Linked DNA regions of Homo sapiens: region 1 is linked to region 2. A link is a loop called in an ENCODE intact Hi-C map of the cell type or tissue named here. Cell type or tissue: dorsolateral prefrontal cortex. All regions are shown on one strand. Links, peaks and the distances in the headings refer to the core of each region. The heading gives the core; the rest is flanking DNA. Region 1 overlaps CCDC42 (coiled-coil domain containing 42). Region 2 overlaps PIK3R6 (phosphoinositide-3-kinase regulatory subunit 6).

Region 1 (5,376 bases), core at 180-5,179, 84 kb after region 2:
TGGGCATGGTCACAAGTACCTGTAATCCCAGCCACTCAGGAGGCTGAGACACGAGAATTGCTTAAACCCAGGAAGCGGAGGTTGCAGTGAGCCTAGATCGTGCCACTGCACTCCACCCTGGGTGACAGAGCAAGACTCTTGTATCAAAAAAATAAATAAATAAAAATTTAAAAAGAAGTCAGTCACAGGAAAGCAATGATGAATTCTTTACAAGTGAATGTCTGGGATGCTCCATCTTGGGACAGGGGAGGCCTCTGGGGGGCGGAGTTAACGCTGGGCTCCTTGCCTTTCTAGATCCAGCAATTTATCCAAGACCGGTCGGACATCTGGGCAGAGGTGAAAAAGAAGGAACAACAGCGAGTCCGGATTTAAGGAGGCAGCCTTGTTCCAGAATGTCCTGAGACAGAGATCGTGAAAGAAGAAGTCGTGAGCCTGCGGTCCAGTCAGTCCAGCTCGGGACCGATGCCTGCTGTGCCTTCCTGCTGAGGGACACCTGCTTATTTTCCCCCGTGGGCCTCACTCTATCCCTGAAAACAGTGAATGTTATATGAAGTTTGTTCTCAAGTTCTCTCTAGCCCTTTGGTAGTTTATTCATGGGGAAGAGTGCAGTGACGGGGGACCCCCCCAACAAGCACTCACTCTCAAAGCTGGTCACCTAGGCTGCCTGGGAACTAGAAACCACATCTTAGGTCTGGTGTCCCCTCACCTTTGGGCTCACACACAGTCAGTGTTCAGGTGGGCAACAAACCAGTAGGGTCAGTACAGAGGACTCTTCTCTCATCCACCACTTCAAACTTTTATATTTTATTTTATATTTTATATTATATTATTTTATTTTATTTTATTTTTTTATATTTTATATTTTATATTTTATTTTATATTTTATAATTTTATATTTTATATTTTATTTTATTTTATTTTTATTTATTTTATTTTATTTTATTTTTGAGATGGAGTTGCCCAGGCTGAAGTGCAAGGCGCGATCTCGACTCACTGCAACCCCTGCCTCCTGGGTTTAAGCGATTCTCCTGCCTCAGCCTCCCGAGTAACTGGGATTACAGGCGCCCGCCACCATGCCGGGCTAATTTTGTATTTTTAGTAGAGACAAGGTTTCACCATGTTGGTCAGCCTGGTCTCGAACTCCTAACCTCAGGTGATCCACCCACCTTGGCCTCCCAAAGTGCTTGGATTAGAAGCATGAGGTGTTTCTAATTTGGGTGCAAAGACCCACTTAAAACTACGAAGGCAGCTTCCCAGGTCAGAGCTGCAAAAGTGCTGAGTCGAGCACTCTTCCCTGACTTCAGGAGCAAGCTCTGCTCCCCTGCCCCACTGTGTGCGCTAAAACATGCAAGCCAGTGTCAGCAACGCTAAGGAAGGAACAGCCCTAGTTACTGCCCTAGTTACTGGGCAGGCCACCAGTAACTAGGGAGGGATCACTAATGTGCCAAATGACAAGCTCAAGGCTCAGGAGCACCTCAGCAGGCTGGGATGATGGATTAAAACCAGCCAAACTCAACTCAATTGAGGTCAATGTAAAATCTCAAACTTAGGTTCAAAAACTCAATTGCACATTTTTAAATCAATAGCAAAAGCCAAGTCAGAGAGCCGTGGGGAAGTAACATGTATTCAACAGGGACTTCATTTGTATCCGCCTTTTGAAAACCCAGTGAGGCATCATTATCCTGACTCACAGAGCAGGATGCTTGCCTGGGAACCCTGGCTACAGGACGACAGGGTCAGGATTCACCCCTGGGTCTGCTCTTCCTGAGCCTGGTCTCTCCCCCTCGTCAGTCTGCCTCCCAGAAAGCAGAGGCCCTGTGCTTTTGTCCCCAAAGCAGGCTGAGGAGCAGACTTAACAAGGCTCCGTGTCTCCTCCCTGGCCCTGTGATCCTAGAGGGCCCTCAGACTGCCCGGATTCCTGTTGTCTCAGGGAAGGCACTGCTGCAGCTGCCCTGCCAGGATCGCTGCGTGGCCGCAGTAACCCCTCACCTTCACATACAACACCTTACAGCAGTCATTCTCAGGCGTGGTCCCCGGACCAGCAGCGTCAGCATCACCTGGCAACTTTACCAGTTAAATTCTCAGGCCCCACTCCAGACCTGAGAATCAGAAACTCCAGGGGTGGGACCCAGCACTCTGGGTTTTAAGAAGCCCTCCACATGATTCTGATGCGTGCTCAAGTTGAAGAACCACTGCCCTGCAGTGACCAAACACTTTCAAGCACCTGGGCTCCACTCATTTCCTACCTCAAGAAGCAATACGTGTCTACCTGGGTCAGCGTTTAGCAAGAGAAGTAAGTAGATTGATAGATAGATAGATAGATAGATAGAGATGGATGGATGGATGGGTGGGTGGGTGGATGGGTGGATGGGTGGATGGGTGGATAGATGGATGGATGGGATAGATAAATAGTAAATAGAAGATAGATGGTAGGTAGATAAGATAGGAGATAATAGCAGATAGATGATAGATACATAGATATAGAAGATAGATGATAAATTAGATGATAGATAAATAGCAAATAGAAGATAGATAATATGTAGATAGATCGGAGATAGACAATACATAGTAGATAGATGATAGATACAGATCAATAGATCAACAGATAGATGATAAATAGTAAATAGAAGATACATGGTAGATAGATAGGAGATAGACAATAGATAGTAGAGATAGATAGATAGATAATAGATACATAGATACATAGATAGATACACAGGTAGATAAATACATAGATAGATAGATAGATGGTAGAGAGAGATTCTTCTGGTATATGTGAAGGGCTTTGTTTCAGGGATTTGACTGTAGGCAGTTGTGGGCACTGGGTAAGCAGTGTCTATAAAGCAGCTGTCTTCCCATCTGATGCTGAGGCTTGAAGTTCGCAGGGGAGATGGTTGGGAAGGAAGCATGGAGGTAAAGTGGGGCAGATCAAGGACAAGTCAGAATCCATAGCACAGGCTGGAGACCCGAGGACAGACAGGCAGACAGAAACCCACGTCAGTTCTTGTTGCTTCTGAAATTGGTGGTGTGGGCGTCCTGCCAAAGCCAGGATCCTTCGTCCTGGAAATGAACACATACGCCTGGCCCAGGGGCAGGAGACTGAAGGAGGTTCCAGGGGAGGGCGGGCAGATGCAGGCCTGGCCACCGCCTCACACCAATGCCGCCAGTCAGCAGGCATTGAGTAAGTTTGTGGATTTGTGGCTTCTCTTGTACTCAAGAAATCTGCCTAGACCCACAGAATTTCTTCTGCCCCAGGGCTGGGCCCCTCTTTAAGCCTGAAAAATGCAACAATATCAGAGTGAGTCCGCCCCCAAATCCCCTACGGGAAGCTTTCTGTGACCCACACTAACAGGACACACCCAAGAAAAGGAATTCTGAGAATACAATTCTGCCTAGGCATGCTGACTTATCCCGAAGCCTCCACGCTATCATCATCTCCATTTCACAGGTGACGAAACCAAGGCAAATCTGCCTTCAGAAGCGAGGAACGGATGCTGGAGGCTGCAGTCCTGCCGGCTGGCCCTGGCCAAACAGGCGTCTCTAGTGGATGGAGGGCAGAGGTCACCTCACACACCCAGGACAGCGAGTGCTAAGGGGGTGCTCAGAGGGGCATGGAGGGGTTGGGGATCTCCAGAAACGGCCGTGGGTGAAGGATATGCTGCTGAAATAACTTCTCCACGTTCAGCCTCCTGGTCTGGGTCCTGGGAGGTGGGAGAAGGCGCAGAACAGGCAGTTCCCCCAACTCCCCAATATACACACTTCCCCCCACAGCCCCGTCTTCTGCTGTCGCTGTAAGGTGGTGTTTGAGAAGCCCAGGCTGTTCGGCCTGAACACACTTCCTCTTGGAGTGTGCAAGGCCCCCTCAGCACCACCCCTACAGCACCACCCAAGGCCCTGTGCGAGAAGCTGAAGGCACTCCCTCTGCCTCCTTCCTCTGCACTCCCTCCTCGGCTTCACCACCCTGCGCCACCAAGTTTCCAGGGCTTGACTGAAACAGGGACTCCTCAGGGTCACACTCAGAACTCCTGTGATCACACATAAGCTTATCCTGAGACACACGTGTTTACACGTGTGTATAACTTACGCTGATATTGCCTGTGTGTAACTCTGCATGTGCATGCTGTTAAGTGTGCATACACTCACCCCGATACTGCAGATGTATAACTAGTATGTGCATATTATGTATGTGTATAACTCACTCTGATATTGTTGCATATTTCATGCTTAAAAAGGGTGGTCCAGCCCTGGGGCAGAAGAAATTCTGTGGGTCTAGGCAGATTTCTTGAGTACAAGAGAAGCCACAAATCCGCAAACCTACTCAAGCCCACAGACACAGGGAGAACAAATCCAAATGGTGCAGGGATTCCCAGGCGCCGGAGTGACGGGGTCTCCCCATCGGGAGGGTAATGGCAGTCACAGACAGGCCCTCGCTCCTTCCCTACCCCACCCCAGCCCCATCTCAGGCCTTCTGCATGGCTACCCGGGGCCCTATAGCCACATAAAGAAGCCAAGACAACCCGGTCAAGAGGGATTCCAACTCTCAGATGCATGAGATCACGCTCCAAGAACAAGAAGATGAAGGTAAGGGCCTAACTGGAGTTTTTCCCAGCAAGAAAAGACACTAACTCACGAGAGCAGAAATAACTGATTTGTTCCAGAAATGAATGGTTCTCATCAGCAAAGGCAGGAAGTAGGGCTCTGGGTGTTTTATGGATAAAGGGAGGGAAGAGGAAGGAAGCCCTTCAGGAGCTCACTCTCAGTGTAGAGCACTCGGTTCCCCTCCAAACCCGTGAGCAATGGCCTGAGGTTCCCCTTAGCTTTCACCTTTGAAACACCAGGAAGAGGCTCCCAGTGTAGGCCATGGAGTGCGGAATGATGAGTAGGGGAAGGACAGAAGAGGGGGTTGGAGGGGTTTGGGGGACTAAGAGCTGAGCCTGCAAGCAGGCAGGTGGGCAGACAGCTGCATGTCTGTCACAACGCCTTGCCATATACACAACCTCCAAACTGCTGCTAAAGATGGGATTAAAACCAAGCTTTGAGCACCCTTCCAGGTGATCTCGGTCTCCCTGGAGTAGCTGAAGAGCCTCTGCTTCTGTGAGATCAGCTACTAGCCCTTGGGATCAGCCCCCCTCCTCGCAAGGTTTTACCCTCAAAGCCCTTTCCCTAGCTTCCAGACCAGGGTCCCACATATTACGGACAAGGCTTTCGGTCAGCTGGAAGGGCTCTAGAACCTTGTGCTTCTCCTTTCAAGCCATCTTAGGGTTGATCACTTGGGCATCTGAGTGAGCTCCTATGCTCCTGGACTTTCGGTCCCAGCAATGTTTACTGGAAGCCTTCCATGTGCATAGCAGGGTGCTGAGGCCAAGCGGAGTCCCA
Region 2 (5,376 bases), core at 230-5,229:
GCTGTTGTATAATATGGTGCCTTCTTATGCCTAGTCTTTGTATGAGACTTTTTTTTCTTTTCTCTCTCTCTTTGGAAGCCATAAATACTAAATTTCAGAGAAGATTCTGAATGTCACAAGAATATACCTTGGTGGGATCTTTTTTCATTCATCATTTTGGACCTTTGATGGACAATTCTCAATCTGGAGACTCACATCTTTCAATTCTCAGATATTTTCTAATACAATCTTTAAAATAATTTCCTTCCCTTCATTTCTTTGCTTTCTCTTTCTGGAACTATGAATAGTAGGATGTTTGACCTCCTAAATTAATGCTCTAATTTTCTCATCTTTTTTCTCCCATTGTCCTTCTTTGTCATTTCTTCAATTTTGGGGGAGTTTTCTTCAAATTCATTTTTTGAAAATTTAGGCTATTTAAGGACTCTTTCTTGTTTTATGGTTATTTGTTGTCTCTCCTAATATGGTCTCTTGACTGGGCACGGTGGCTCATGCCTATAATCCAAGCACTTTGGGAGGCAGAGGAGGGCGGATCACGAGGTCAGGAGATCGAGACCAGCCTGGCCAACATGGTGAAACCCCACCTCTACTAAAAATACAAAAATTATCTGGGCATGGTGGTGCATGCCTGTAATCCCAGCTACTTGGGAGGCTGAGGCAGGAGAATCATTTGAATCTGGGAGGCGGAGGTTGCAGTGAGCCGAGATCACGCCATTGCACACCAGCCTGGGCAACAGGGTAAGACTCTGTCTCAAAAAAAAAAAAAAAAAAAAAAGATCTCTCTCTGAACTAAAGAGTGGAGCACTAAAAACCTGGGTCAATGGTGGGCTTCTCAGTGGGCAGTCAGAAGCCCATGGTTCTTTCTGTGGGGGGATCCCAGATGTCAGTATCTGCAAGTCTCTTTGCTAGGATAGTTTTGTTTTTCCAGAAATGAGTCCTCTGGGCTCCTGCCTCAGCGAGTAAAGGGGGCCAGGGATGAGGGGTGGGTAAGCCTGCTTATTATGCCTGTCACTCTGGAGCTGGGATAATTTCACTTTCTCTTTTCCAATTTGGATGCCTTTTATTTCTTTCTCTTTTCTGACTGCTCTAACTAGGACTTCTGTTATGTTGAATAGGAGTAGTGACGGTGGGCATCCTTGCCTTATTCCAGTTCTTAGAGGTAATGCTTTCAATTTTTCCCCACTCAGTGTGATGTTGACTGTGGGTTTGTCATATATGGCTTTTATTATTTTGAGATATGTTCCTTCTATTGCTACTTTGGTAAGGGCTTTTATCATGAAGAGATGCTGGATTTTATGAAATGCTTTTTCTGAATTTATTAATACAATTGCATAATTTTTGTTTTTAATTATGTTTATGTGGTGAGTCACATTTATTGATTTGTGTATGTTGAACCAACCTTGCATTGTTGGAATAAAACTCACTTGATTGCAGTGCATTATCTTTTTGATTCACTGTTGAATTTGGTTTGCTAGTACTTTGTTGAGGATTTTTGCATCTATGTTCATCAGGCATATTGGTCTATAGTTTTTTTTGTTGTTGTTGTGTTCTTGCCTAGCTTTGGTATCAGAGTGACTGACCCTGGCTTCATAGAATGAATTAGGGAGGATTCCCTTCTTCTCAATGTTTTTTGAACGGTGTCAGTAAGATTAGTATCAGTTCTTCCTTGTATGTCTTGTAGAATTCCACTGTGAACCCATCTGCTCCTGAGGTTTTTTTTAATTGAGAGTTTTTTTTATTACTAATTCAATTTCATTACTCATTATTGGTGTGTTCAAGATTCTATTTCCTCTTGGTTCAATCTTTGGAAGTTGTATGTTCCTAGATAAATGGAATTTATCCATTTCCTCTAGATTTTCCTGTTTGTGTGCATAGAGATGCTTATAGGTCTCTGATGATCTTTTGCATTTCTGTTGTATCAATTGTAATGATACCTTTCTCATTTCTGATTGTGCTTATTTGATTCTTCTCTCTTTTTTTCTTGGTTAACTTAGCTAGTGGTCTATCAATTTTGTTTATCATTTCAAAGAACCAATTTTTCATTTCGTTGATCCTTCGTATTTTTTTGTCCCAATTCCATTTAGTTCTGCTCTGATCTTTGTTATTTTCTTCTGCTAGCTTAGGGTGTGGTTTGTTCTTATTTTTCTAGTTCCTTGACATGCAACATTAGGTTATTGATTTGAGATCCATCTTTTTTATATAGGCATTTAACACTATAAACTTCCCTCTTAGCACTGCTTTTGATGTACTCCAGAGGTTTTGGTATGTTGTGTCTCTATTTTCATTCATTTCAAAAATTTTTTTATTTCTGCCTTAATTTTATCATTGATGCAACAATCATTCAGGAGCAAATTATTTAATTCTCATGTATTTAAATAGTTTTGAGGGTTCCTCTTGGTGTTGATTTCTAGTTTTATTCCACTGTGGTCTGAGAAGTTACTTGATATGACTTCAGGTTTTTAAAAAATTTATTGAGACTCACCTTGTGGTCTAGCATATGGCCAATTTTTGAGAATGTTCCATGTGCAAATGAGAAGAATTACATTTTGCAGTTGTAGAGTAGATTGTTCTGTAAATGTCTGTTAGGTCCATTTGGTCTAGAGGCCAATTTAAGTCCAGAGTTTCTTTGTTGATTTTCTGCCTTGATAATTTGTCTAGTGCATCAATGGAGTACTAAAGTCTCCCTCTATTATTCTATTGGTGTCTGATGTGGTTTGGCTGTGTCCACACCCAAATCTCATCTTGAATTCCCACATGTTGTGGGAGGGACCCAGTTGGAGGTAATTGAATCATGGGGGTAGGTCTTTCCTGTGCTGTTCTTGTGATAGTGAATAAGTCTCACAAGATCTGATGGTGGTATAAGAAGGAGTTTCCCTGCACAAGCTCTCTTTTTGCCTGCTGCCATCCATCTAAGATGTGACTTGCTCCTCCTTGCCTTCTGCCATGATTGTGAGGCCTCCCCAGCCATGTGGAACTGTAAGTCCATTAAACATCTTTCTTTTGTAAATTTCCCAGTCTCAGGTATGTCTTTATCAGCAGTGTGAAATGGATTGAGTAAATTGGTACCAGTAGAATGGGGTGCTGCTGAAAAGATACCTGAAAATGTGGAAGCAACTTTGGAACTGGGTAACAGGCAGAGGTTGGAACAGTTTGGAGGGCTCAGAAGAAGACAGGAAAATGGGAAAGCTTGGAACTTCCTAGAGACTTTTTGAATGGTTTTGCCCAAAATGTTGATAGCGATATGGACAATAAAGTCCAGGCTAAGGTGGTCTCAGATGGAAATGAGGAACTTGTTGGGAACTGGAGCAAAGGTGACTCTTATATTTTAGCAAAACTGGTGGCATTTTTGTGGAACTTTGAACTTGAGAGATATGATTTAGGGTATCTGGCAGAAGAAACTTCTAAGCAGCAATGCATTCAAGAGGTGACTTGGGTGCTGTTAAAGGCATTCAGTTTTATAAGGGAAGCAGAGCATAAGAGTTTGGAAAATTTGCAACCTGACAATGCAATAGAAAAGAAAATCCCATTTTTTGAGGAGAAATTCAGGCTGGCTGTAGAAATTTGCATAAGCAATGAGGAGCCAAATGTTAATCCCCAAGACAATGGGGAAAATGTCTCCAGGGCATGTCAGAGGTCTTCACAGCAGCCTCTCCCATCACAGACCCTGAGACCTAGGAGGAAAAAATGGTTTCATGGGCTGGGCCCAGGGTACCCGTGCTGTGTGCAGCCTAGAGACTTGGTGTCCTGCATCCCAGCTGCTCCAGCCATGGCTGAAAGGGACCAATGTAGAGCTCGGGCCATGGCTTTAGAGGGTGCGAGCCCTAAGGCTTGGCAGCTTTCATGTGGTGTTGAGCCTGCAAGTGCACAGAAGTCAAGAATTAGGGTTTGAGAACCTCCATCTAGATTTCAGAGGATATATGGAAATGCCTGAATGCCCAGGCAGAAGTTTGCTGCAGGGGCAAGGCCCTCATAGAAAACCTCTGCTAGGGCAGTGCAGAAGGGAAATGTGGGGTCAGAGCCCCCATGCAGAGTCCCTGCTGGGGCTAGGAGCTGTGAGAAGAGGGCCACCATCCTCCAGACCCAGAATGATAGATCCACTGACAGCTTGCACGTGTGCCTAGAAAAGCTGCAGACACTCAACGCCAGCCCATAAAAGCAGCTGGGAGGGAGGCAGAACCCTGCAAAGCCATAGGGGCAGAGCTGTCCAAGACCATGGGAACCCACCTCTCACAACAGTGTGACCTGGATGTGAGACATGGAGTCAAAGGAGATCATTTTGGAGGTTTAAGATTTGACTCCCCTTCTGGACTTCAGACTTGCATGGGGCCTGTAGCCCCTTTGTTTTGGCCAACTTCTTCCATTTGGAATGGCTGTTTTCACTCAATGCCTGTACCCCTGTTGTATCTAGGAAGTAACTAACTTGCTTTTGATTTTACAGGCTCATAAGCAGAAGGGACTTGCCTTGTCTCAAATAAGACTTTGGACTTTGGACTGTGGACTTTTCAGTAAATGCTGAAATGAGTTAAGACAGGGGACTGTTGGGAAGGCATGATTGGTTTTGAAATGTGAGGACATGAGATTTGGGAGGCGCCAGCAGTGGAATGATGTGGTTTGGCTGTGTCCCTACCCAAATCTGATCTTGCATTCCCACATGTTGTGGGAGGGGCCTGGTGGGAGGTAATTGAATCATGGGGACAGGTCTTTCCCATGCTGTTCTCGTGATAGTGGGTAAGTCTCATGACATCTGATGGTGATATAAGAAGGAGTTTCCCTGCACAAGCTCTCTTTTTGCCTGCTGCCATCCATGTTAGACGTGACTTTGCTCCTCCTTTGCCTTCTTCCATGATTGTGAGGCCTCCCCAGCCATGTGGAACTGTAAGTCCATTAAACCTCTTTCTTTTGTAAATTTCCCAGTCTCAGGTATGTCTTTATCAGCAGTGTGAAAATGGATTAATACAGTGGCTATCTCTTTGATCTAGTAGTATTTAGGAATCTGGGTGCTCCAGTGTTGGGTGCATATTTATTTAGAATTGTTATGTCTTCTTGTTGAATTGATCCCTTTATCATTATAGATGACCTTGTCTTTTTTTACTGTTGATTTAAACTCTGTTTTATCTGATATAAGTATAGCTACTCCTACTTGTTTTTGGTTTGATTTGTGTGAAATATCTTTTTCCACCCCTTAGAGTGTAAATGTCTTTAACAGTTAGGCAGATTTCTTGTATGCAGCATACAGTTGGATCCTGTTTTTCTTATCCATTCCACCAGCCCATATCTTATTGATCCCCCTACTTCAACCTCCTGAGTAGCTGAGACCACAGGTGCAAGCCACTATGCCCAGCTAATTTTTTAATTTTTTGTAGAGAAGAGGTTTCACTA

The links. Peaks named below come from ENCODE experiments on the same cell type or tissue, not always from the same donor. Only the 100,000 strongest peaks of a DNase experiment are listed, where the experiment ranks them.
Region 1: a loop joins it to region 2, with 5 times the contacts of the local background. A loop is called at or near these places in 1 of 110 quality-filtered maps.

Annotation. Positions count from the first base shown.
Region 1 is chr17:8,725,126-8,730,501 of GRCh38, reverse strand. CCDC42 (coiled-coil domain containing 42) reads left to right here. Exons shown (of 7, transcript NM_144681.3): 7 at 295-567. The coding sequence ends at 372. Among named protein-coding and RNA genes, the nearest start is that of CCDC42, 17 kb to the left of the region's middle. In dorsolateral prefrontal cortex, for the core only: no CTCF peak of the experiment used is centred there; a DNase peak (open chromatin) is centred at 3,038.
Region 2 is chr17:8,809,612-8,814,987 of GRCh38, reverse strand. The region is part of intron 18 of PIK3R6 (phosphoinositide-3-kinase regulatory subunit 6); the gene reads left to right. Among named protein-coding and RNA genes, the nearest start is that of MFSD6L, 13 kb to the right of the region's middle. In dorsolateral prefrontal cortex, for the core only: no CTCF peak of the experiment used is centred there; no DNase peak of the experiment used is centred there.